Regions from separate parts of the Mus musculus genome. Here regions 2 and 3 are each linked to region 1. A link is a loop called in an ENCODE intact Hi-C map of the cell type or tissue named here. Cell type or tissue: left cerebral cortex. All regions are shown on one strand.

Evidence for each region. Peaks named below come from ENCODE experiments on the same cell type or tissue, not always from the same donor. Only the 100,000 strongest peaks of a DNase experiment are listed, where the experiment ranks them.
Region 2: it touches region 1 in a loop (5-fold over the local background); 2 of 42 quality-filtered maps call a loop at or near these places.
Region 3: a loop joins it to region 1, with 5 times the contacts of the local background. A loop is called at or near these places in 4 of 42 quality-filtered maps.

The regions. Positions count from the first base shown.
Region 1 is chr10:38,905,076-38,913,075 of GRCm38, reverse strand. No RefSeq gene overlaps it. Among named protein-coding and RNA genes, the nearest start is that of Lama4, 56 kb to the left of the region's middle. In left cerebral cortex, no CTCF peak of the experiment used is centred here; DNase peaks (open chromatin) are centred at 3,035, 3,546, 4,561 and 6,184; H3K27ac peaks cover 2,868 bases.
Region 2 is chr10:39,012,785-39,020,784 of GRCm38, reverse strand. Lama4 (laminin, alpha 4) reads right to left here. Exons shown (of 38, transcript NM_010681.4): 4 at 3,384-3,464. Among named protein-coding and RNA genes, the nearest start is that of Lama4, 51 kb to the right of the region's middle. In left cerebral cortex, no CTCF peak of the experiment used is centred here; DNase peaks (open chromatin) are centred at 1,473, 1,839, 2,776 and 3,209; H3K27ac peaks cover 1,008 bases.
Region 3 is chr10:38,962,795-38,970,794 of GRCm38, reverse strand. Lama4 (laminin, alpha 4) reads right to left here and starts at 5,280. Exons shown (of 38, transcript NM_010681.4): 1 at 4,646-5,280. The coding sequence starts at 4,840. In left cerebral cortex, a CTCF peak has its summit at 4,629; DNase peaks (open chromatin) are centred at 4,813, 5,195, 5,521, 5,637 and 1 more place; H3K4me3 peaks cover 2,745 bases; H3K27ac peaks cover 1,754 bases.

The DNA of each region.
Region 1 (8,000 bases):
ACTACTCACGGACAGGGTCAGAAACAAAAGCCATGATGCTAATAGAGTTTAATAGGTAAGAGCTATTCCCTGTGGCCCTTGTAGAAGCCCTTTAAGTTGCAGTTGGCATTTCCTGTTTGCTTAAGGAAAACCTAACTCTTTCACAGCCACTGACCCATATTTATTGTTATCACTTTATCAGAGACACAAAAGTAATACAGTTAAAATGCCTGATTTCATTTTATCCTTTTCCTTTCTGTTCTAGACATACTTAATTTCCTACTTTTTTTTTTTTTAAACAAACCACCCGCCATTTTGTTGTCATCTTTCAACACACACTTTCATATGGTATAGGGAAACACCACCCTTTTCCTACTTCTCTTTGACAGGTTCTCTCCTTTGGATCTTGTGTGCCTTGTGGTACCTTCATGTTGTAAATATGTATATACTTATATATATGTACATGTATAAATATATATGTTTGTAATATATACATATACATATTCATATACATATACACATACATACACAACTACATTGGCGTGGACCTCTCAATGTCTCTTTTTTTAGGATACTATCTTCAGCTTTCTGAACTCCTATCCTTACTCCTTCCCATGTGTTATACTTCTGGGTTCTTTCATCATTGTGACTTAGCACTAAGGCTTTGTGGTTCCTTGAAATAACCACAGTAGCCCTCTCCAGCACTTGGGCACATATGAAGTCCTAAACCAGTTGTTGTTGGATGGATGAATAAGTGGCTGGCAGAAGACTGAACAAATACTTAAACTGTTTTCCAACTGTGGGGCCAGAATGGCTTTCAAATGTTGTGCGTGCTGCAGCTTCATTCGGAGGACTTTCAAGTTGGAATCAGGGATTCTATATGGAACACAATAGGATGCTAGACAAGCTGCATATAATTCATCACTATGGATGGGAAAATGTGGGGGAGAAACTGGAGGCACAGGAGGGATAATTCACCCATCCAAGGGACATTTAAATTATTTCTGATTTTTGCCTATTAGGATTAAAGCCATTATGAATATTTTATTTATATACACTTTTTTTTTTGTCAATTTGAGTTCTTATTTTGAGGGAACAGATGCCCAAAAGTTCCCTGGATAAATAGAATGTGAGACTTGGGAGAGATTATTGATGAGCTGGGTTTTGTTACCTGTAATATTGGTTATGGGAACCCAGCAAAGGATTTTCAGAAACTTTTATTTCTATTTCTGGTTTCTGTGTAGAAATCAGACTCAGATATAACTCCCTATTTTACAGATGGTTAGAAAAAATACTAGTGGTCACATTCCAAGCTGGGGAGAATGTAGGTAGAGAACCTAGCTTACATCACTGGTGAGAATATGTGGTGTTTTTCTTGCTAAACTATTCATGATACTATTGCAGGACACTGCACTGCTGGGCATTAGTCCCAGAGGAATAAAAATTTAGATTGACAAAAATCTATACGACTATTCATAACACTAGCCTTAATTCTAAGTCAAAAATTGAGGACAACTTGAACGTCCTTTTAGTGGGTGAATGTTTCATATCATGAAATGGTATAACCACTGAGCCAGTTTTTGTCACAAACAACAATCTAGATGGATCTCAAAAGCACTAATAGCAGTCTCAAAAAGTAACATACTATAGTTCTATTTTTATAACTGTAAAAAAGCCTATGGAAAGGAGACTAGATTAGTGAGCACCAAGATGAGGAGGGGAGTGACGATGAAAGGGTTGTCTAGGGGGTTTTGACACCTAGAACTTAAGCCACAGGACCAGTGAGAAGAATAACATGTGTCATAATTCTCATGCTTTAAGCTGTAGTATACAATCTTACATCAAAAGACAAGATATATTTCTAAGCTTATCCTGAAGTTAGGATAAGATACCTTAGTCTATCAAATGATAGTCTTGATTAAAAAAAAAATCACCAAACATCAATTTGTTGGGAGGAGAGCAATTTCCCTAATGTTTTCTTCTGGATTTGACATTCCTAGGCAGCAATTACAAGCTAAACATCATTTCAGTAAGTGAGAAATTCTTGTTTTCATTCGCTGATTGGCTTTATTACACACTAAGGTTAATTGGGAAGCTTCGTGGGCCTAGCTGGGTAATGATGAACAGCTGCAATAGACTGAGCTCATTGCCCCACACCACATCATCTTGACAGAACAGCACCCAAACAAAACCCCTGACAATGTGGGTGTCGTCCTTAAGCAGTAATGCAAACTTTGGTGTGATTGTATCTGAGATGGCATCACAGAAAGTCTGAGAGGAACTCAAAGCTTGAGCAGAAATGTTCAGATCAGGAGGGTGATCGGTCATCCACCAGAGTGACAGGGCATGGTTACCAGTGTTCATGGGGATTGTAGTTACCTAGGGAGTTCATTTCACACAAATAGGTAGTACCACCCACAGAAAAATGTACTTGCCTCACCAAACAATCTTAGTGGCAGAGTTCTGTTTAACATGAAGATGACAGTATTGACTGAGATAGCTATGCAGAAAAGAAAAGGAGATGCCTCTGTCTACTTTCAAGATCTTGAGAAGTGTTTTGCTTGTCTTATGATGTCTTCAATAGCAATACTGAAGCCATCTGGCCACTGTCAATGGCCCAAACTCTGTGTGTTTCTTGTTGATATCAAACCAATCGATTTTCTCCATAAAACTAAAATAGACCTAGTGTGCATACATTATAAATTGTACAGAATAAAGCTTATCCAAGGTCACAGAGTCAGTAGGGTTGAAGTCTAGTCTCTTCTGATCCCAAACTCTCTGTTGTGTTGGTGAGTAGATTAAGGGGCATGGCATGATCTTTAGGAACTCACTGCTTTGTAAAGCACATATTAGGGCAGCAGATATTTTCCCTATTCATTTACTAATTGGTGTTATCACTGGGTAAATTACTAGTATCCTCCTGATTACCTCCATACAGAGTTGGGATGGCTTGACTTTTCCTGGGTAGTATCTATGTATACCTCCCCCAACTGACACCTCCCACACACCACCACCCTACCCTCATGCTGTGGGCAGTCTGCCTCATCCCTAACTCCTGGCTTCTTCAACAAGCTTTGGAACTGTTGCAGTTTTCATTTGTGGCTTGGTGGGGCTAGGTAAGCAGTCATGAGTCTCCCTGGCTGTTTCTCAAATAGTCCTCGTCTCTCCTCTTCTATTATACAACAGCAAGACAGTGCAGTTAAACGCTGTAGAGGGCAGCTTTGGAGCCAGAGTAAACCAGCATCAAGTCATTTAATTTCCCCGAGCCTCAGAGAGTTAAATGGCATGATTCACATAAAGCCAAATGCTTGACACAGTGGATATACTCAATAAATAATTTTCAACCGCAATCCAGTTTTACTCATTTCTAATCTATCATAGATGCCCTTTCTATAATCTGGAGTTTCTTTTTACCCCACTGCTGTCTTGAATTTCCTTAGCCTCTCTATATTGTTCAGCACCAAAAAAAGCATTTTTCTAAACTTATATTGCTCTATATTCTAGTTGCCAAATGCTGTAAAAAGCCCTGCTGTTTTAACTTTTCTCTTGCGTATGCTATTTAGCACCTGTGTAAACCTATGCAGCTGTGCTCAGCTATGTATAAATGTTTGCTTCTGCCATATTTATTATGTGGCTCTGTGTCCAGCCAATCACTCTATTAAATCATAAGCTTCCCAGGGCTAAAGATCATACTTTCTACTTTTGCAACAAGTCCCTATTTCCTTCTGAGAACAGATTTCCAGAAGGCTGAGATGTAAACACACAGTGTTACTTTAATAAGATGTCAGGGACATGTTCTCAAACATTGTGTTCTTCTTCAGGGCATTATTCAAAAAAAAAAAAAAAACCAACCAATTTTAGTGATAACAAGCATCTTATAGAAATATTCAAATTGGGGGCATTCAGTTGGTGACTTTTCATATTAAAATATTAGAACAGGTCTATTATTTCTCCTTAGAGAAGTAAACTTACCTCCAGAGAGATAAGTGTTATGATTCTCCCATTTTGCATTCAGGGAAGTTAGGAAAGATTTGAGAAGGACCCACCCAGAAAGGTTTGCAGCTGGCTCAACACTACCCTGTATTAGCTCTGGTGTCTTCCACTAAATGAAGGGGTTTTCCAGATGAGCTATAAAGATATTCTGATACCGCTCTTCCTGCTCTCTCTCACACACACAACATTCCCTCCTGCTTATCTTCAAAGAAAAGGAAGTTCTATTACTATCTAGAATTTGCTTAGTGGAGATAAATAAAGTGAACTGCAAGGGTCTTGGATGGTTTGTAAGAAGCGGGAGTTGGGGCAAGGGGTGGGGGGAGTGAGGGAGAGAATGAAGAAAATATCTCCTTGGTGTTTGCCTTCATTGCTCCTGTTCTCCAAAGAGCCGACAAAGCATTCCCTCTCTGATAGTGAAGTCTCCAGCTGGTGTTTCCATTTCAGAGGGTTGCATTGCGGTTCTAGAGCATGGACAGCACTTTGTTTTTGCTTTCTTGTAGCTTTCCGCTTTCTCTCCTCGGCGGCTGTATTCTTTTAGATTGAGTCACAGGCAAGCATCTTCCAGGCTTGGTGAGTGGGCCCTCGCAGCCCTGCTGAGAAGGCCGGCTCTCAGCAAGCTGCAGGCAGCTGGTGGGGCTCTGCTCTTTGGCAGCCTCTCAAGTCTGCCTGCTCCTTCTGGAGCACACAGTCTCTGGTTGCACGTAAAACATGCTCTCACAATTAAAAGCTTCAACTTGGTCCTTCCAACTGTGAGACTCTGGGAGTCTCTCAGCGCTGAGTTGAAGAGGATCCAAGACCTTCCCAACAGAGTCAGGATTACGCTGCAGTTAATCTTGTAGAGCATTCTTACATTTGTTCTGCTTTACCACAGGGGTACTGAGATCTTTCAAGTCACAGGAACAGCTCTGTGCTGTAATGTGCTGGGGGAGCTGGGAGGGCCCTGGGGATAACTCAGTTTGGGACTTCTTAAATATCCGAGTTCTAGAAAGGAAGGGCTGTGTTGCAGACTCAGTTTGTAATTCTGTGTTCTTAAAAATGGCCTCCCTGCAGGACTAGGTACATCTCTCCCCCTGAGGCAGCACAAGGCAGCCTAGTTAAGGGAACGGGTTCCATAGGCAGACAACAAATTCACAGACAACCCCTGCTCCAGTTGTTTGGGGACCTGCATCAAGACCAAGCTGTACATCTTTACACATGTTTGGCTGACCTAGGTCAAGCCTGTGCTTGCTCTTTGGTTGGTGGTTCAGTGTCTGAGAGCCCCCAGGTGTCCAGGTTAGTTGACTCTGTTGGTCTTTCTGTGAGGCTCCTGTCCTCTTCCTTCCCTCAATTCTTCCTTTAATTCTTCCACAAGACTCAATCCATCCACCTACTCTTCCATAAGACATCCAAGTTCCATCTAATGTTTGGCTGTAACCCTCTGCATCTCTTCCCATTGGCTGCTGGGTGGAGCCTCTCAGGGGACCGTTACACTAGGCTCCTGTCTGTAAGCATAAGTGAATATCATAAATAGTGTCAGGGTGCGTGGCTTCCCCTTCTCAGAGGAGAAGTGGTGGGGGTGGGGATGGGGGTGGGGGGTGGGAGGACCTGTGTGAGTGGAAAGAGAAGTGGTACTGACATTGGTATGTAAAATGAATAAATGATTTAAAAATGACCTCCCAAATTGCCTTCAGGATGCTTAAAACCTTGTTCTGTCCTTGGCCAAGAGACTTTCTGAGCAGTAGCTCCATCTATGGTATAGATTCTATATCATGTTTGACTGGCACATTTCTATTTATAAGAAACTAAAACCTCTTGATGTTAAATTTTTGAAAGAGTGTACGTAATGAAAGCTTTTATTTGAATCTGTATACAGGAAGCAGTTTTTCTTGAAGTCATTAGTATTCAGTGCTAACAGCTCAGCAGTAAGATCTGCTATTAGGGTGTTTTAAGTTGGGCATTTAAGGTTAAATAACTCACTCTGGGCTGTGGGTATTAAGAGACAAGGGCTGGATTTGAACCCAGACAGCCAGATTCTCTCTCTTCTGCCTTTAGCTATTCTGCAATGCTGCTGTGAAATAACGGCTTCTGTTTTACCTTATCTCTTGGGATGCATTTATTCTTTTTATTCAGTATTACTAAAGTTCTTTTTTTTTTTCTTTTTTGCAGAAATTTCATCTCTCTGTTGCCCAGCAACGACAGTAGATCTGTGTGTGTTTAATGTAGGAGATTGGATTGGAAGCAACTGTAAAGTGTTTTGAACACAATCAAGAGAGGGAAAAGATTTGCCACTTGATAACTGAGCTGGGACATTTCTTACTCCTTGCCATGAAGGATCCTCTACTGAATAATACACTTATATCACAGTGGGTCCTCAGTAAAGAATAATAGAGCAAGGTATGGTAAATATTGAGTCAAATGTTCAGCTATAGTCAGCTAGCTAGTGTTCTTAATTATTTAAAAAGCATTTCCTTTTGTGTTGCTTATAGATGGCTTGGTGGTATGTTTTGTCTACATCTAAAAAAAAAAAAATCCTAGGCTGTATTTCAGAAGAGAATAGCAAAGTTCTGTGACTCATATGATTATTTTTACAAACGATTGAATAAATAAACAGTCCCCATTTCAGCCTAGATTTGTTTATGCTTTCAATACATTGGTTCTATAAAAATGAATAAGTCAAAGCTGTTTTCTTCAGATGCGTCTAAACCTTTGTTTCCATGTGAGGAATGAAATGTAGATTGTTCTTTTGATGCTGACAGTGGCGTTTCAGCCACAGGCAGCCATCAATGTATGTCTGCAGTGTCAGGAAACACACTGTGTTATTGTTCTCAGAGCAGTTGACCATCAGTATATGTCTGCAATGTCAGGAAACACATTGCCTTATTGTTCTCAGACCAATTGAGCACTGTCAATTGACCGACTTCCAACACCAAAGCATGGGTAAAAAGCACAAAACTGGATTGCTGTGGTTTAAGTGACCCCACCTTTGACTGTGTGTGACAGTTGCTATCCTAAACATCAGAGTTTATAAAAGCAAACTTCTGTATCATTTTCTACTTTCTGTTGGTCCTTGAGTGAACACTGTGTGGGGCTCATTAATTTCTCAGCTCTACCTTCACCTGGCTCACACAAAGAATTTCTGCACACTTTGAGTAATAGTATTTCTTCTGCTTTGGACTACAAAGTAATTTACAAAGCAAGAGTATATTTTATAAGAAACTAAAACCTAGGTATGTTAAATTTTTGAAAGAGTGTACACAAATAAAAGCTTTTATTTGAGTCTCTGTACAGGAAGCAGTTTTTCTTGGCATCACTAGTATTCAGTATAGCTAAAGGGAAACTTCATTGTAACCCTCCAACCTGTTGGCTTGCCAGGATTTCTGATTCAACAAGGAAGGAAGGATAAAAAGAAAAACAGAAGAAGAAGAAAAAGTACCTCCGTTCTATTGGAATATCTCCTTAGGACACCATTTATGTGTCTGGGGTATCCTGATTCCCACTGTCTTCGAAGCAGAGGTGCCCTATGTCCCTAAGTGTCCCTTGTAGTGGTAATCTTAGCTAACTACTCTGTGCTCCCAGTGGGTCGTGTACTCAGTCACTCACCAGAGCCCTCTGAATACATGAATGAAAGACACACACACACACACAACACACACACACACACACACTCACCAGTTCATTTTTAAAGACTAGTCCAAAGGCTTGGCTAGCAAACACTCCCCTCCAGTATTTCTGAATTAACATCTTATAAAATCTATATTTCATCTCTGCTACCCTAAACATAATTGGGGAAGTGGCCTGTGTGGCCACTTTCCCTGATTCTCATGTGCCCACCATTATGGCAATCTCTACCTTCTTTCCTCTCTCCCCCTGTGCCTAGCCTGGGCAAATAAATGCCCAGGTCCGGCCTCAGTCTACCTACAAAGCCATTGGTTGTGTGGCAATTCTTTATTGCCAATCAAGTCCAGCTTGGGGAGGAGACCCTCAGCATCTGGGAACCCTCAGCATCTGGCCTTTGGGAGCCTAATTGAATTGAGACAGCTTTAGAACCG
Region 2 (8,000 bases), 110 kb before region 1:
CTCCTGCCTCAGGTATGTAGGACTACAAGGGTATGCATGTACCTGCACCTGGCTTTAGTCCTTACTGTTTACTGCTTTTTGTGAGTGGTTTTCTGGTGTCTCCTCCTCTAGCCTTGGTGTTCCTCAAGGACAAGAGACTGCCTCTTAGATGAACTCATACCAGAATCACTCCACCCTGCACTGTAAGACCCAAGTTTTGGTGTACAGGACCTCTGCACTTTCTCTCTAGGTGGAGGGAGTGTGAAGGGGAGAGTTGGGAAGAACAGGAAAGAGCAGATGAAGCTCAGAGAGTTTCTTATACTGACCCTTTTCATGCAGGCAGTAGATTCTAGAAGGGAAGCTTTCTTCTAGTCCCTTAGTAGATGGTGGATGCAGAGCATTTCAGAAGGATCTAAGAGGTTAGCATGTCTCCCCTGCATCTCAGAGGTTTGTTTAAATGATGCTCTTAAACAGGAGAGCATTTGGGAAAACCAGTGCAAAGACATAACAATAACTTAAATGTGTTTACCCCAAGTGTTCAAATCCTGACTCCCTACTGCTCCACCACCACCAGTAATGTGGCTTCAGACAAGTCCCTTGGCACAGTTTCCTCATCAGCACAATGACAAAATGTGACCTCCTCTCAGAGTGGTTGCAGGGCTGACCAGTAAGGATGTAAGTCAGGGAGGATGTAAGAGGTGAGTAGGGGTGACACTAATGCCCTCACAATGTCAAAGGAAAGGGACTCAGGAAGATGAGTCAACTCATCCCAGGCACACCTGATGCCAGTGATGACCATGAGTCAGTAGCTACAATGGCTCACTTGCCACCAGCTACCTGTCACTGAGCATTTGCTAGGTTCCAGGGGCTGTCCTTCAACCCTGGCAATATTATCTCACAGTATGGGTATGAGGTAGGTGCTGCCTTTCCCGTATTGTGTGGGAGTGGGAATTAATACTGAGTGAAGTCAAATAACTTCCCTAGAGCATCACAGAGTGGTCTGGACACAGCCCAATGATGGATCTCTGTAACACCCACCTTCTACTTCTGAAACTAGTGCTCGTTCTAGTCTTTAAATAAATGTTAAAATTTTATGTATTTTATTTTAAATTAAGTTTTAACATGAAAAGTAATGGGTTTGTCATGGCATATTTTTTTTTCTCTTTCTCTGTTACACACACACACACACACACACACAGACACATACACTTATACTTGTAAAAAAAATCTGCCCCTCAAGTGTCCCCCTATCTACCTTCTCCTCACCGTCTTGGTTTCCTTTCTTCCCAAACAGTCCTGCCTTCTGTTTTCATGATATATATCACTAGGGTTTTTTTTTTTTGTGTGTGTGTACGCTTGCCTTACTCTTTTTCTTTCCCTCTTCTTAATTCTGTTTCTATTTTTGTGTCACATACACTTGCACCTGCACATGCCCATTTAAGTCTATGTTCTGAGAAAAACACAAAAGCCCATCTTTTCCATCTGGCTCAGTTTGCTAAACATAATTGCCTTTATCCAGTTTTATCCATTCTCCCCTACAAATGTCATAATTTAGTTCTGCTTAAGACCTGAATAAAATTCTGTTGCATAAATATGCATTGTCTTATCTACTTATCCACTGATAGAGCTCTCGGCTTCTTCCATACCTTTGCTCACTGTGAACAGTGCAGTAAAACATGGTCATGCAAATATCTCTGTGGCATACTGTTTAGAATTCCTCTACCATATAATATGCAACTGGAGTTCTTTCTACAACATAAATTTTCCAGGGCAATATAAACATCATATCAGATCTTGGCTTACTGGGTAATGGCAGATCCCACAAGCTTCTGATGTGTTCAGGGTAATTATTTATCTGCAATCATGTGTCTGTAGTGGGCATTCTGCCCTGTGTCAGGGTGGGAACCCTTGTATCCCCATAGAAGTCTTATGTGTACCAGTCTGGCACTTGATCAGCAGAGCCATTAACTCCTCCTGGCAGACTCTGGAGAGACCCATTAGCAATACGCTTTGTCCTAATCAAACTATACAGAATTTAACTTCAGACACAGGAGACAAAGCCCCACCCTAGCCTGGTACACAATCACCTCAGATCTATGGAGCCAGAGAATGAGTAAATTCTGTGCCTTGTATTTCTGTCTCCAAATAAGGAGGCATGCAATGATTGTGTCACAAATATTAATTAATCACCCCATGTCATCTCCTTTGCCAATCCTCCCATGGACTGATAACCATGTGGGTCCTCAGCTTCTGTTTCCCACCTGTAACGTTGATGGAAAGGAAACGTCTATTCACCAGGTACAAGAATTACCTCTACCTCTGATACTTTTAAAAGTTAGTATAGCAACATAGAGGTATCTTTTCTTTACCACAAGCTGTGGCTGTTTTTGAGTTTCAGAACTCTGAGAGATACAAGGTGATTTCTTAGAAGACAGATAGCTTTATAATTAAGGATTTATTTCTTAAGCCACAGGCTGAGTTTGTGAGTCCCACTGAGGAGCTGGCCTGCATATGCTGTCCACGAGGTGAGAGGCCTGTGGATATGCTGCTAGACTGAATGTTTGGCCTGTAACCCTGGCCCTTCCCTCCCTGTCTTTATGGAATTACAACATCACGAGGTTGCCTGAGTCCAATAGTGAGGCAAGTGTTCACAGTGTCTCTGTTATGAAGACCTCTCTGTGAGATTCTTTTAGTTAAAGGCATTTCATCTTAGAGAACAGTGAGTAGCTGACGGAATGGATGGCAAATATCTTACTAGGAAATCATTCAGGGGGAGCCTCCCGTGCTTAGCTCCTGAGGTCTTTCTTCAAACCACATAGCATCTAAAAAGAACATTTTGTAATCACCCAACAGGGATTCAGAACACCCAAGCTTGTGGATTTTATTTTGTAAGAAGAGGAATAATGAGAGGATTAAATAACCAGTTAGTTCTTTGCTCATTTCTCATTCTATGAGCAATAGAGAATTCAAGAGAGGAGTCACTTTCTATTTATTTAGCAAGTCTCACTCTTTATTGGAGAGATATAATTATAGTACTGGTTTGTAGTGTTGGAGAGAGCAGAGACTGTCACCAGAGTCATCTAGAGAATCTTCCCAGCACACCCAGATTCATTTCCTTCCTTCCCCATCATATTCCGAAATATGACCCCAGTCTGGACCACAAGGGGAGATTCTATCGTAGCTGTTCTGAGACATGAAGTTTGAGGACAACACCCTACTTGGGGTTCTGAAATGCTTTTTCCACCCCCAATTTGTGCATCAACTGCAAAACCATTTGAACAGAAACACAGCAGAGTTGATGTGCACATGTGCGTGTGCACACATGCTCGCCTACGCACACACACACACACAAAGCTTCCTCCAGCCCAACAGGAAAAAAAAAAGAAAGAATTTTTTCTATTTACCTTTCACAGTTAGGTCCAACATAGTTTTCTTTACAAATACACCGAACAGCTCCATTTTTCCTGTAGCAGGATTCTGCAAAGCTAGAATTGTTACACATGTTAGAAGGCATCTCATTGTCACCAATCTGTGATGCTGGAGAAAGGGGCTGGCTGAACTTTGGATTAGGTCCTTTCTACCTGGTTGTCCTCCAAACAAGTGCATTATGCTTAAACTGTTACCTTTCAGGGGAGACTGGACCAGCAAGCCCAGACTGAAAACCCTACTTACTCCATGTGAGGCCATCTCCCAGGTATACCATTACACATCTCTATTTAGAGGTGGTTTATTAGTTTTGCTTGAAGCTGTGGGGATTTCTAGCATAGCAGGTTTTATATATATGTGTATGCATGTATATATTTGAGTATATATATGCACACACACATATACTCAAATATATAACTTCAATTCAAATATATATAAGTATTCAAATATATGATATATTCAAATACATAACTTCAATTCAAATGTATATAACTATTAAAATATATAGTATATGTTCAAATATGTAATAATTTCAATTCACATATAGAAAATTTCAAATATATACATATATTCAAATATGTAAATATAAATTCAAATGTGCATATTTACTTTTCAAATGCAAATTTAAAATATATGCTCAAAACCCAGAAATAGAAAATTTACTGGTAAATTTTAGACTTGTATAGAGTTTTCTCAAATTTCTGCCACTTTCTGTGTTAGAAGTTTCTGTCTAGTTTTTCTACGTTCAACCTCTGGGTTTTTTTGTTTTTTGTTTTTTGTTTTTTTTTTGTTTTTTTGTTTTTTTGAGACAGGGTTTCTCTGTGTAGCCCTGGCTGTCCTGGAACTCACTCTGTAGACCAGGCTGGCCTTGAACTCAGAAATCCTCCTGCCTCTGCCTCCCAAGTGCGGGGATTAAAGGCATGTGCCACCACTGCCCAGCTTCAACCTCTGTTTTTAAAGATCAGGAGTCAGTCCTAAATGACATCATTCATAGAGCCTTAACCTTTTTCTCTGTGTACTTGTAAGTCTCCGGACTAAGGATCAAGGGGTCAAAGTAGATCAAAGAGCCAAAAACAAGTCTTCAAGAAAGAAATAGGGTCCATAATAAAAATATTCGTATCTATAACTATTTATCTGTATCTATCTATATAATCTATCTCCCCTCAGATTCCTCCTTTCTTTTTCTTTCTCCCACTTCCTCTTTCTTCTTTTTTCTTAAGTTAGGGGACAAAATGAAGATATAAAACAGAAAAGTAATAAAAAATATCGGTCCAGCAGAATAAATAGCTACCCTAATTTACTGGGACAGAAGAAATGGAGGGTTACCCTTTCAAGTATGGAAATTTTCACAGTGAGACACAAGTTGCGTGACATGTGGGTGTGACTTTAGTGTGTGACTTTTGCATTCTGTTTGACTTCTGTACTGTGCAATCAGAGAGTGACCTAATGATGGTTGGGGAAAAGCAAATGGGTATGTCTGCTTTGTTAAAGGTGGTTATAACATCAGGATAAAAACAGTGTATGCTCCTCATTCAAAGGTGATAGTCACAATTTATTTTCTCATCAGTTTGGTGAAAACATTCCAAAGACATTGCATTCCCTTGGCATTCTACCCTTTATTTTGTCTGATCTTATTCCTTAGTTGACCTAAAGAAGTCTTGCCCTTTGTATCCAGAAAAAGAACAAATATTCGTGTATCTTTCTTTGAAGGTATTCCAGCCAGCTAGCCTAAAGCTCAAAGAGGAAGCGTCTGCCTGGGGTGTCTGGAGTCCTGCACATTTATTTGATGTCTTATGGTTTCAAACAGATCTCATTTTCTTTAAGTGGAGTGATTAGCACAGCTGCTGGTTGACAGGGAGGTTATCTGGTCAACCCTAGAATAAACAAGTAGACTCTATGCAAATGGCCTTGGGAACCACTTCAGGGCCATTGGTTGATTTCCATGGTGCAGGCTCTGAGGCAGTGTGGTACCAACCACGGATGTTCAGTTTTGTTGTCACTAGCATTAAAATTAAAATTAAAATTAAAATTAAAATTAAAATTAAAATTAAAATTAAGGAAATCTCTAGTATTGGATGTGAAAATGAAAACCTGATGCCTTCCGCAGTCCACTCTGACTTCTGTTGTGCCCTCTGCAATGGGGAAAGTGGATTTTCTCTGGGAAAACCTTAAAGTTTAAGGAAAAATCGAAATAAAAAAAATGTGTTTGCTTACATATCTCAAGCATTACCTCCTTGCTTAAAAATAACATTTACTTTTACTTTAGCTGTGTGTCTGTGTGTGCCTGTGAGCCTCTAAGGACCCCTGGGGAGGCCTGGAGAGGGTATCCATCTCTTAGAGCTGGAGTTACAGGCAGCTCTGGGTTTCTGAGTGTTGGGAACAGAATACTAGTTCTTTGCAAGAGCAGCAAGCACTCTTAAGTGCTAAGTTACTTTTCTTCCTCCTCTCTCTTTGTTTTCGGATGTGTTGTTAACTGGAAAACCCAAGTCCTAGGTCATCAACTTGAGCCATAGATCTTTCCAGTATAATTCAGATTCCAAACTAGGTGTGTGTCTGAGAAGTTGCCTGATACCTCCTTCATTTAGACAGATACTTATTTTTTTAAAAATAGAAAGTAGCAATATGAATAGTTTTTTTAAAACTGAAAATGACAGTGGGGCATTTGACTTTTTGTAATAGATCTGGTTAATGCTTAAGATAGTTCATGAACTAAATCAATACTAAAAGCAGACCTTTTGGGGGCCCAGCTGAATCTTGTCAGTTTTGTGATGAAAACCTAACCTATCCCTTCCCCTGTGAAGCCAGTTTTCCTCAAATAGAACCATTGCCACTACAAAGGAACGTGTCAATATCTCAGAGGCCTCTCAAATCCATCCTTCCCACCCCACAGAATGTTGCTTACTCCCAGATAGCATAATTTTGTGTTTGTTTTAATTTTCTGCAGATTTTATTGTATCAGGTCTTGTACCACAGAGAAGATTGTAAGTTTTTTGTATGTGAACACTCTTCCAACATGGAAATGCATTTCTGAGGGCCTTCAGCTGCTGCTTTGGATCCTAGACGTGTGGTCTCTTGATGGCTTCGGAAACTGCTTCTGAGCTGAGGGCCAAAGACTCATTACCTAGCTGTCAATTTCTGCTGCTTTTATCGAAGGGCTAACAGCCAGAAGCAGTACTTCTTGCTCAACTAAATTACTGGATAATCGGTCTCAAAAGAGAAAGGGCCATTTGCTGCAGGCATGTAAAATCTGCTGTACTTTTGACCTAGTGAAATATGGCTTTCAGCTGTTGGATAGATACACTGCTGGCAAGAAACACCAGTTTCATATTGGCCTGATTTCATGTAGACAAAGGTCCCCAGTCTGTAGGGAACCATATTTTAGAGGTTTGATACCTTAAGACACCAATGTCAGATAATTGAGATGAGGAAGACCTGCCATGTGAATGGAGCAGAAGCGCAAATCATGACGATGTAATTAAGAGCAACTGTTTAAGATTGCTTTCCCAATTCCTGTTCCTGTCTAAAGAAATTGTCTAAGGCCCGAGCTTCTACATCCTTTTCTGAGCAGATAATGGTATATGGCATCGTCATATGGGCAAATAAGTGAAGCTTGTTATTAGGAACCTAGAGGTAAATATATTTAAATGCGGTAAATCTTAAGTGTGGTGAAAGTCTCCTCAGATGTGGTTAGGATTGATGTTTGAGAACAGAATCTTGATGAGCATTTAAAGACTACACCCCAATGAGGCTGACATTCTTGAGTGAAAATAACGGAAAGTTAATGTTTGTACTCTTCACTCTCCCTCTCAGGACTGTTCATCTTACACACATTACTAATACTGTCAGACATGACAGATCACTAAGGAAAGTCTGAAAGAGTTTAATGGTTTCTGAAAGATGCCACTGTAGAGCTTCTGACTCCACTGGCTGACAGGCATGCTGTAAGATTTGAACGCAGTTGATCCCTCAAGTGACTAGGGAAGACAAGGGAGAAATCTGGTTGTCATTTTTCTTTTTCACTTATCAGTGTGTAGGGGGGCAGATCTTTGGGCGATTTTTGTTGTGTGCATATGTGTATATGTGTGTTTGCTTGTGCATTTCTCAGAGATGGTTGTGAAATGTGCTCAGCGACTGTTCTCAAATTCTCTCCAGCTTATGTCTCGAGGCAGCGTCTCTCACCGGAACCCAGAACTCAGTGATTCAGCTAATTGATGTAACCAGATTGTTCCTGTGATCTGGATGCTCGGGTTAAAGACAAGTTGTCACACCTGCCCAGCATTTATACTGGTTCTGGGAATCCAAATCCTGGTCCTCACCAATACATGGCAGTATCTATTGAGCTGTCTCTCAACACAGTACTAGGAGTCTCTAAAGTAATTCATTTAATTTACATTCTGCAATTACTATCCATTCTGTAAATATTGTGCCTATAAGTATAACAGTGCCTGGCACAGAGTATTAGAAAAGTTACTATGTTCTATGTTTGGCAAAGCCATATCTACTTTGGCTTTCTTCTGTGTTTAAGGCACCTGCCCACATGGCCCATATATGTCACCACACCCAGTCTCACAGCCCTACTGTTGGTCCTCAACCTT
Region 3 (8,000 bases), 58 kb before region 1:
ATATACTTTCTAGATATTCCTGCACAGTCAAGTTGCTTTTACAGGTAAACACCTCCGGTATAGCTGCCTTTCTACCTATTTCCAAGTTTGTGAATTGAGATGATAATTGTATAGTTCTACTAACTTATCATGGAGGTGTCAGGAAGTGTCTTAGGTAGTGTTAATTATGCCACTACTACAACATCCCTGTCTTTCTAAAGTAAGCTGTATAAAATCTTTGCTGTTGGCAAGTAGAATATCATGTCTTGCTGCTCTACCTCATTTTCTCCGTGGTACTTAACTCATAGCCACTCTTACAGAGCATCAGTCTGTTCTGCTTTGGACAGTGCTTGGTGTATTATTTTCTGTCAGATTGTTTACTATTTGAATGTGAGGGTAAAACTCTATTCTTTATTTTCTTTTAATCCCTCTTGGTACCTGTACATTTTTTCTGTACAAGGTAAGTCTCTAATGTGCTTGTTGTGTGAATGAAAATGTAGGTTCCAAAGGCCTAACCTAGCGCTGGCACTGCAGACCAGGATGGCTGCCCAGGCTAGTGGCTGGAAGACTTATAGTCTGCATAGTCTTTTTCAAGGCAAGGGCTGAGATAAGGAAAGGAAAGCAGATAGTGAAAGAGATAGAGACTTTCCGTAAACATTCTGCAACCCTTCAATGGCAGGGAGCCTAACAAAGTGTTCGGGCATGGGACCACACGTCAACGCTGAGAAGAATAGAGGGAAAGTCCCTCAGAGTTAGCCTTCTATAGTGCTTCTTTAAGCAAGTCAGTTCGTCCAGAGTGGGATGGCCATGGGCTTATGAAGCAATGACAGTTTTGGAGGGAAGTTAGCCTGGTAATATTAACAGTAAACCCCACTCAGGTTAGGCCATGAAGTCTTTTGTTCTCCTCTCAGGGAAGTTCCTCACCTTTATGATCGATTTCTCTTATTCTCATTTATCAAAACCAGTAATAAGGATTAAGCCCAGCTCTACCCACTCCTGCTTGGCTCTCCCAGCACTCCTCCTTTGCCCCACATTTCTCAATGCCTTTCACTGGCCTCCATCTAGCTTCCACCACTAGCCCAGTGTTCTCAACCTTGGTGGACTCCTGCCCAATGTCTCAGTAAACAAAAATCTCTTTCCCCAAGGATACTCTGATACTGATTCCCTGGTGTCACTCTCTCTCCATTCCTTCTTTCCCTCTGGTTCCCTGTACTTCTGTGTTAGTCACGAAAACTTTAGCTGGATTCTGATCATTTCAACAAAATCCATACATGAAGATTGCCCTGCCTGTGTTTCATTATTTTTAGAAATTGCATCAGTCCTATAGTGAAGCAGAGAAAGTTCTGAGCCAACATATTACCCAAAACATACACATACTCACACATACACACACTCACACACACTCTCATAACACATACACACGTTTGCACACACACACACACACACACACACACACACACACACACACACACACACCTTAAACTTAGTTATTACTTGCTACAGTATACTTGACAAAGTGAGTAGCCTCTCTTTCTTTAAAGTCTTGTCAGGATACTGAAGGTTCCTTCTGAAACTCCTAGTCTCCCTCTTGCCTGCCCTTGCCTACTAAAAATCGCTGCTGTCACCATGTGCTCAGCAGGAGTGGACTCAGTAAATTGCTTGTCAAGAAGCAGGAGGTAGGAAAATCTTCAAGTAAGATGTAGAGTTCTCTTTGGGCGTGTCTCTTTCACATTCTTTCCATCCTATGGGAAAGTCTTTCCAAAGGTGGGCCCTTCCTTCCTGGCCTGCCAGCCTTGTCTGTCCTTTCATTGTGTTAAATTTTCATTCACATTTGCTCCCAGCTCACACTGAGCACTACTGTGGGTCAGAGACCCTGCCTCCTTAGGACAAGCATCCAGTGACAGGGGAACTGGGGGAAAAGCATTAGGGGATTTCTGCCAAGCTCCTCCCACTGACCCGTGCTTGCCTTTTTTTTTTTTTTCTTCCTTCTTTTGGAGAGTTGGTTGAAGAGTGACCATTCATATAAATCCAACTCAAATAAAGTGGAAATATTTTTAGCGTACCCTCCCACCCACATTTTGAACCCCTCCTATGAATAATGTGACCGTATTCTGGTTTATGTAAATACGGTTTCCTGACCCAACCCAGTAAAGTAGTTGTGCCATGTTATTAAGTCTCTGGAATCTATTTGATTTAAGATCTGCTTACTGGCTATAAAGAGCATGGGAAACCTGCTGGCAGGGCACTGGGATCATCCTGGGACCACAGGCAAGCTGGGCGTTATGTGAAACCACCCTTGGGAAGCGTAAATGTGGCGTTCCACCCTGGCTACTGGGATCCTCCCTGGGATGACCGGTATCTTCTCTCTCTTCCCTAAATTCCTCAACTAGTACACATGGTAAACGATGACGGTACTGCACAGTTAACCTACTATGGGACAGTCTTTCTGACTGGAAGAATACAGACAAACATAGATCCAATATTAACAAACATTAAGTAAGATAGAAGCATAAAAGTCTCTGAGAAATAGCACCAAATATGGATTAAAAAAAATAATGTAACCCATTTATGGTAATAACTCAGCATGTTCAATCACTTCTACCTATGTCAGACACTGTAATACGTTTGCCACGGCAACAACATAAAGTTTAAAATAGCTGTCAATAATTTCCCTAAGCCTTGAGCGTTTAGTTTTGTTTCTTTCATCAGCAAGTTGGGTAAAGTCAAGATGCTTGCGCTTTAAGCATGTTTAGCAAGTCTGCCCTCTAAAATGCTTTGCTAACGTTGCCCTGGACATATGCTTGTATGAGAAATTGCTCATAGTCTCAATATTAACTTTAAGGTCCTCTAACATTCAAATAATTATTATGAGTTGCAAATACAGAAAAAAAATCACTATGCATGATATGATCATCTCTTTAGATTTAACATATTCAAACACAGGATGCCTAGATAAGTTGAATTAAGATGAATATTGAAAAAAATCTAGCATACAGTTGGGACACGATAAAAAATTATTTATTGTTTATCTGCAATTCAAGTTTAATTGAATTATACTCAATATCAATTCTGTCCTTATGGCAAGCATTTCATTCAGGGACTTTCCCTGCTGGAAGCAACAGGTGTGGAGATAATGTTGCCTGGGTGTGTTCCAAGCATGCAGAGAGGCAATTCCTCTCCATTGATGGATGGAGTTTGGCTGCTCTGACCTGTCCCCAGTGACTGGGTGTGATCAGAAGCCCCTTTCAAAAAAGAGCCTTAGGTAGACCCTATGCACTGAAACGAGAGACTGGTACACTCTGGTTCTACCCACCTGCCTCCCTTTTGAGGAAGCACCACTAGGACTTTTACTTAAGGATCATCTTGCATTTTATTTTTAATCAACAATAACAGCTGTAGTTATATTACCAGAAGGTAGAATTAGGAGCAACAGTTGAGACTTCAGTGACTTTTAGCAACTTGCATCACTACTTTAGCTGTATGATTGCTATAGACATGGATATATTAGTGTGGGCATGTGTGTGTGCTGTGTGTGTATATGCTGTGTGTATATGTTATGAGTGTGTGGTGTGTGTATGTGTGTGCTGTGTAGTATATGGAGTGGTGTATATGTGTGTGGTGTGAGTGTGGTATGCGTGTGTGGTGTGTATGTATATTTGTGTGTTATATGTTTGCTGTGTGTATGTGTGTTGTATGGTATGTGGTGTGCATGTGTGTGCTGTGTGGTATGTGGAGTGGTGTGTATGTGTGTATGTTGTGTGAGTGTGGTGTGTGTGTGTGTGGTATGTATATTTGTGTGTGTTATATGTTTGCTGTGTGTATGTGTGTTGTATGGTATGTGGTGTGTGTGTTGTACATGTGTGGTGTTAGGTCAGTTGATCTTTCCTTTCCCATGAACTTAGGTGACTTCATTTTCCTCCTCCTTCGCATCCCCCACAGCCTGGACATGCTACTGTAATCCAGGCGCAGAGGCTCTTAAATCACTTACTGTGGACCCATCCTTCTCCTCCAATGTCTACAGTTCAGCCATTTCTCAACTGAAAAGTCTCTTGATATATAAAAACAGTAGCTCACTGAATAAACCTTAGACCAGTAGTATATCCTGATCAGCTTTACTTTGGGAGTGGAGCTTGACTTAATCTTGCTTCTGGATTAGAATGGTCTGCTTTTGTTTAAGGTATCTGCCCTGAAATTTTCTAACAGCTTCCTTCACAGACAACCCCCACCCCCAGCACCCCAGCCTTGCAGAAGACCTTTTGTTTAGTTTGAGACAGGATAGGTCTTTTTAGTGATATTGCTCTCATTGTTCAAACAGCAAAGAGGAGCAGGGAGACAGAGAGGGGGCACTTACAGTAAGTGCCAAGGTTTGACAAAATGGCTATTGGAACACACCAAAAGACCACCACTGCATACTGCATACATTTCTCATGTAGTCTAACAGACCCACGCAGACATGAAGGGTACTCTCACTGGAAGCCTCAACTTTCAACTGACGTCCAAGTCAAACTTTCAAAACAGAGCCCTTTATTTCAACTGAGGAGACCTAGCCCAGATGAAAGCCTAGGTTATCAAACAGATGGGGAGAGAGAAAGAGGATTGTGGCCCAGCCCATAGACACGGTAGACACAGGTGTGGAGCGGGTTGGCAAAGGCAGGGGGTACTGTACCTCAGCAGCAGGCGGCAGGCGTCCCAGTGTCACGCCTGAGTCGCTAGTCTCCGATGGGTCTTGCCTGCCGACCACTGCGCTCCCCTCGATGTCAAAAGGAAACGCATTGCCGTCCCCTGACGCTGCGTTGGAGCAGACAGCACACCAGAGGAGCCACAGGGCCAGGACTGAGCACCAAGCTGTGCTCCAACCCATCTCTCTGCAGATATTCAACAGGGCCCTTCCTGGAGTGAAGGACCTGGAGGTCTTGGTGGGTACCCCCTAAGAGATGCAGTGATGCCTGGTGTTTTGTCTTCTCTGGACCTGCGGTATTTAGATCCAGGAGCCCAAGTTGCAACTTTGTTGTATTAAAGAAGAGGGAGTGAGAGTCAGCGTGGTCTCTTCTCTCTCTCCTGCTTGTCTTTCGCTTCCATCCACCTCTCTCACTTTGTCTCCGGTCTCCCGCCGCTCCTGAGACTTGGGTTCTGGGACTTACAGATGGATGGAGCTAGCGCCCTGTGAACATCAAAAGGCAGGGGAGCAGACTGGCATGAGCGAGGCGAGCGCTCCTGGCCACCTCCTCTCCCTGGCGGCTGGGACTGAGGTCGGCGCGGCTCTGGCTTCCTTCCCACACTCATTCTCACCACTCCCTTTCCACCTTCCCCTTCCAGGCCCTCCCACTTCAAGTTGGCTTTCAGACCCCGAGGTCAGGCCTTTCCTAGACGCCGCCTCCCCCTCCCCCTCCCCCTCGCAGTTTGGAGTCTCTCCAAGGACTCGAAATGAATATTCAGCGTTCCTGATTGCTTCCCCACATCCCTTATTTACGCAGCCAAGGCGCCGGATGTCTGATCTATATTTATATAGATTTGTATGTGGCCCCCACTAGTGTACAGGAAAGTGGGTGGAAAAAGGATTCCAGGGGCGGGAGGGAACCTGAGGTAGATGACCTCAGGAGCCAGAGGCATGGTGTCCATTTCTGGATGCGTTCTCCTCTCCTTTTCTAGGGATAGCCTGTGGCTCTTCACTGGCCACTCCTCTTCCTCTGTGGAGTCCTCACCCAGAGGGCTGGAGAGAATATCTTTCACTACAGTACTAGAAAATGACTTCATTATTGAAATGCATGAACTTTTATTTACAAAGAACATCTTGTTTTCCCTAAAGAGGTGCTTTGTGAAGGACCCAGAACAAGGCATGCAGTGTATGAGCCTGTCGAATATGCGACCCACAGCTCATAGTAGCCCGACCTCTTCCTCTTGGCCTGCAATCTCATGCCTACAACATTTGTCTGAATCATGCAACCTTTCCAAGGCTTCCATAGAACTCAGGCTGCAGTTACGCTGGGCTGCCCTTGAGCTGACTAGTATCCACTGCCAGTGATAGGTGCCTTTATTTCCATGGGCTTCAGGTCAGAGCTTTAGGTATCTCTGGAGGGAAGGCCCCAAAGTGCTTAAAAATGATCAGATGAGCAAGATAGCCATATAATGACACTCAGGCCAGTTTTAAGGTATTGGGAATTATAATTACACAGTAAGGCAACTCTGTGAACATTATCATGAGCCCCATTTCACCGAATGGGCTGTTGGCTCTAAAGCTATACACATAAGCAACTGTTTATTCTCTACCATGTGCCAGCCACTTTCCACACATTTGTAAACACCACAGCATTCTCGCATAGTAGGGCTTTTATTTCCTTGCTGTGGAAGAAGAATGAGCGATTCCCCAGGGCCACCCAGCTGATAGAAAGCTGAATTGAAGCTTAAATATGAGCCTTCTTGGCCTGAAGCTCTGATTCAAGTTTGTAACACCAAAACTGATAAGATAAAGCCTGAGCTGGGACATAGAGATAGTGGGGGTGGGGGTGGGGGGTAGGTGGTCTCTTTCACTTTTGGAGTGCTTTCTATGCACCAACAGTTTGCATGAGTTATTTTATTTAATTTCATGCCGATAGCTAAGTGGTCATTGTCACATGCATTTGGCAATGGTGGAGTAGTCTGGTATTATAGTAATGATGCCAAGACACTGGACCTGTGTGCTGGGTGTGGATTATCCCAACACCCCTTCCACGTCCCCTGTTAGACCACTTAACTCCTTTCTACACCTGCCAATATGTGCAACAGACTTGAGCCGCTCATGTCCTTAATTAATCTGTTGTCAATAAAGCTCTTTTGGCAAAACAAACAATAACAAAATAAACAAAACAAGCAATAATGAAATAAATGCCTCCAGTGCTGTATTGGCTTCTATGGGTGCTGGAAATGAGTGTGTGCCTGGTCAGAGTAAGATTCTTGATTTTAAATAATAAAATGAGGTGACATGAAAGAGCTAGTGTCAGAGGAAGTAGAAAGGGTTCTCACAGATTGTTTAAAGACTAACAATAATATGACAAGGAACCGTTGAACTAAGTTGTCATATTTTCCCCCATAGAAATTGGCTAGCATGCGAATTAAGGGAAAGACATGAAGTGTGCATTTGACTTGGATGATTCTTTAAGTGATTTCTACTGAGGGAGAAGGTGGCCAGATTCTGAGGAGGAATAGCAGCGCTCAGCATCCTGTTACACTCTCTAACTTTATAACTTTAAATAATTATATTATCATTATTTATCATATGCATGCATGTGCACACACACACACACACACACACACACACACACACACACACACACACACACAGAGCCTGGCTTCAGATACTGAGTGCTTTAGCAAACCAGACTGTTCACATTTGCTTTTGAAAGAACTCAACTTACTCTTCCTTAGTTATCAGCTGTTTCTACAATTGTTCTTTAACCAGGGATGTTCTCTTTCTGCCCTGCCATTAGTATTCATGTTCTACAGTGCTTAGCACTGGGAATTGGGTGTATTTATCTGGTTCCTATAAACTTTTTTTTATATTAAGTATATGCTCTGTTTTTCCCCCTCTTATCTATTATTGTTTTTTTTGCCAAATGATAAGATATATAGATACAAATACACACACATACATATACACATATGTGCATATATACACACATATACTCACAGGTTTTTGTGTGAAACTTAACAGAGTTCATCTTGGGCCTGTTTATAAGTAGTTCTAAGAGTTTGACACAAAACTCAGTCTTTCATAAAAGTCAGTTTTACCCCCTGTAAAATGGGAATACTCATGCCCCTTTCACTGAGTTAATAGGAGTAACAAATAATGTAAATAAAACAATACGCACTGACATATATAAAGTACGTGCTTAGTAAAGACAACTTAATTATGCAATGTTTTGAAGTTGTATGAATAGAACGGCACTTCCTACAGAGGGAAAACAGCCGTGTTTATATATCCTGTGGCTTGGGAGACCTCCTGCTTGCTATGATCAGCCATTTCCCTTTCTGGCTACTCCCAGCCT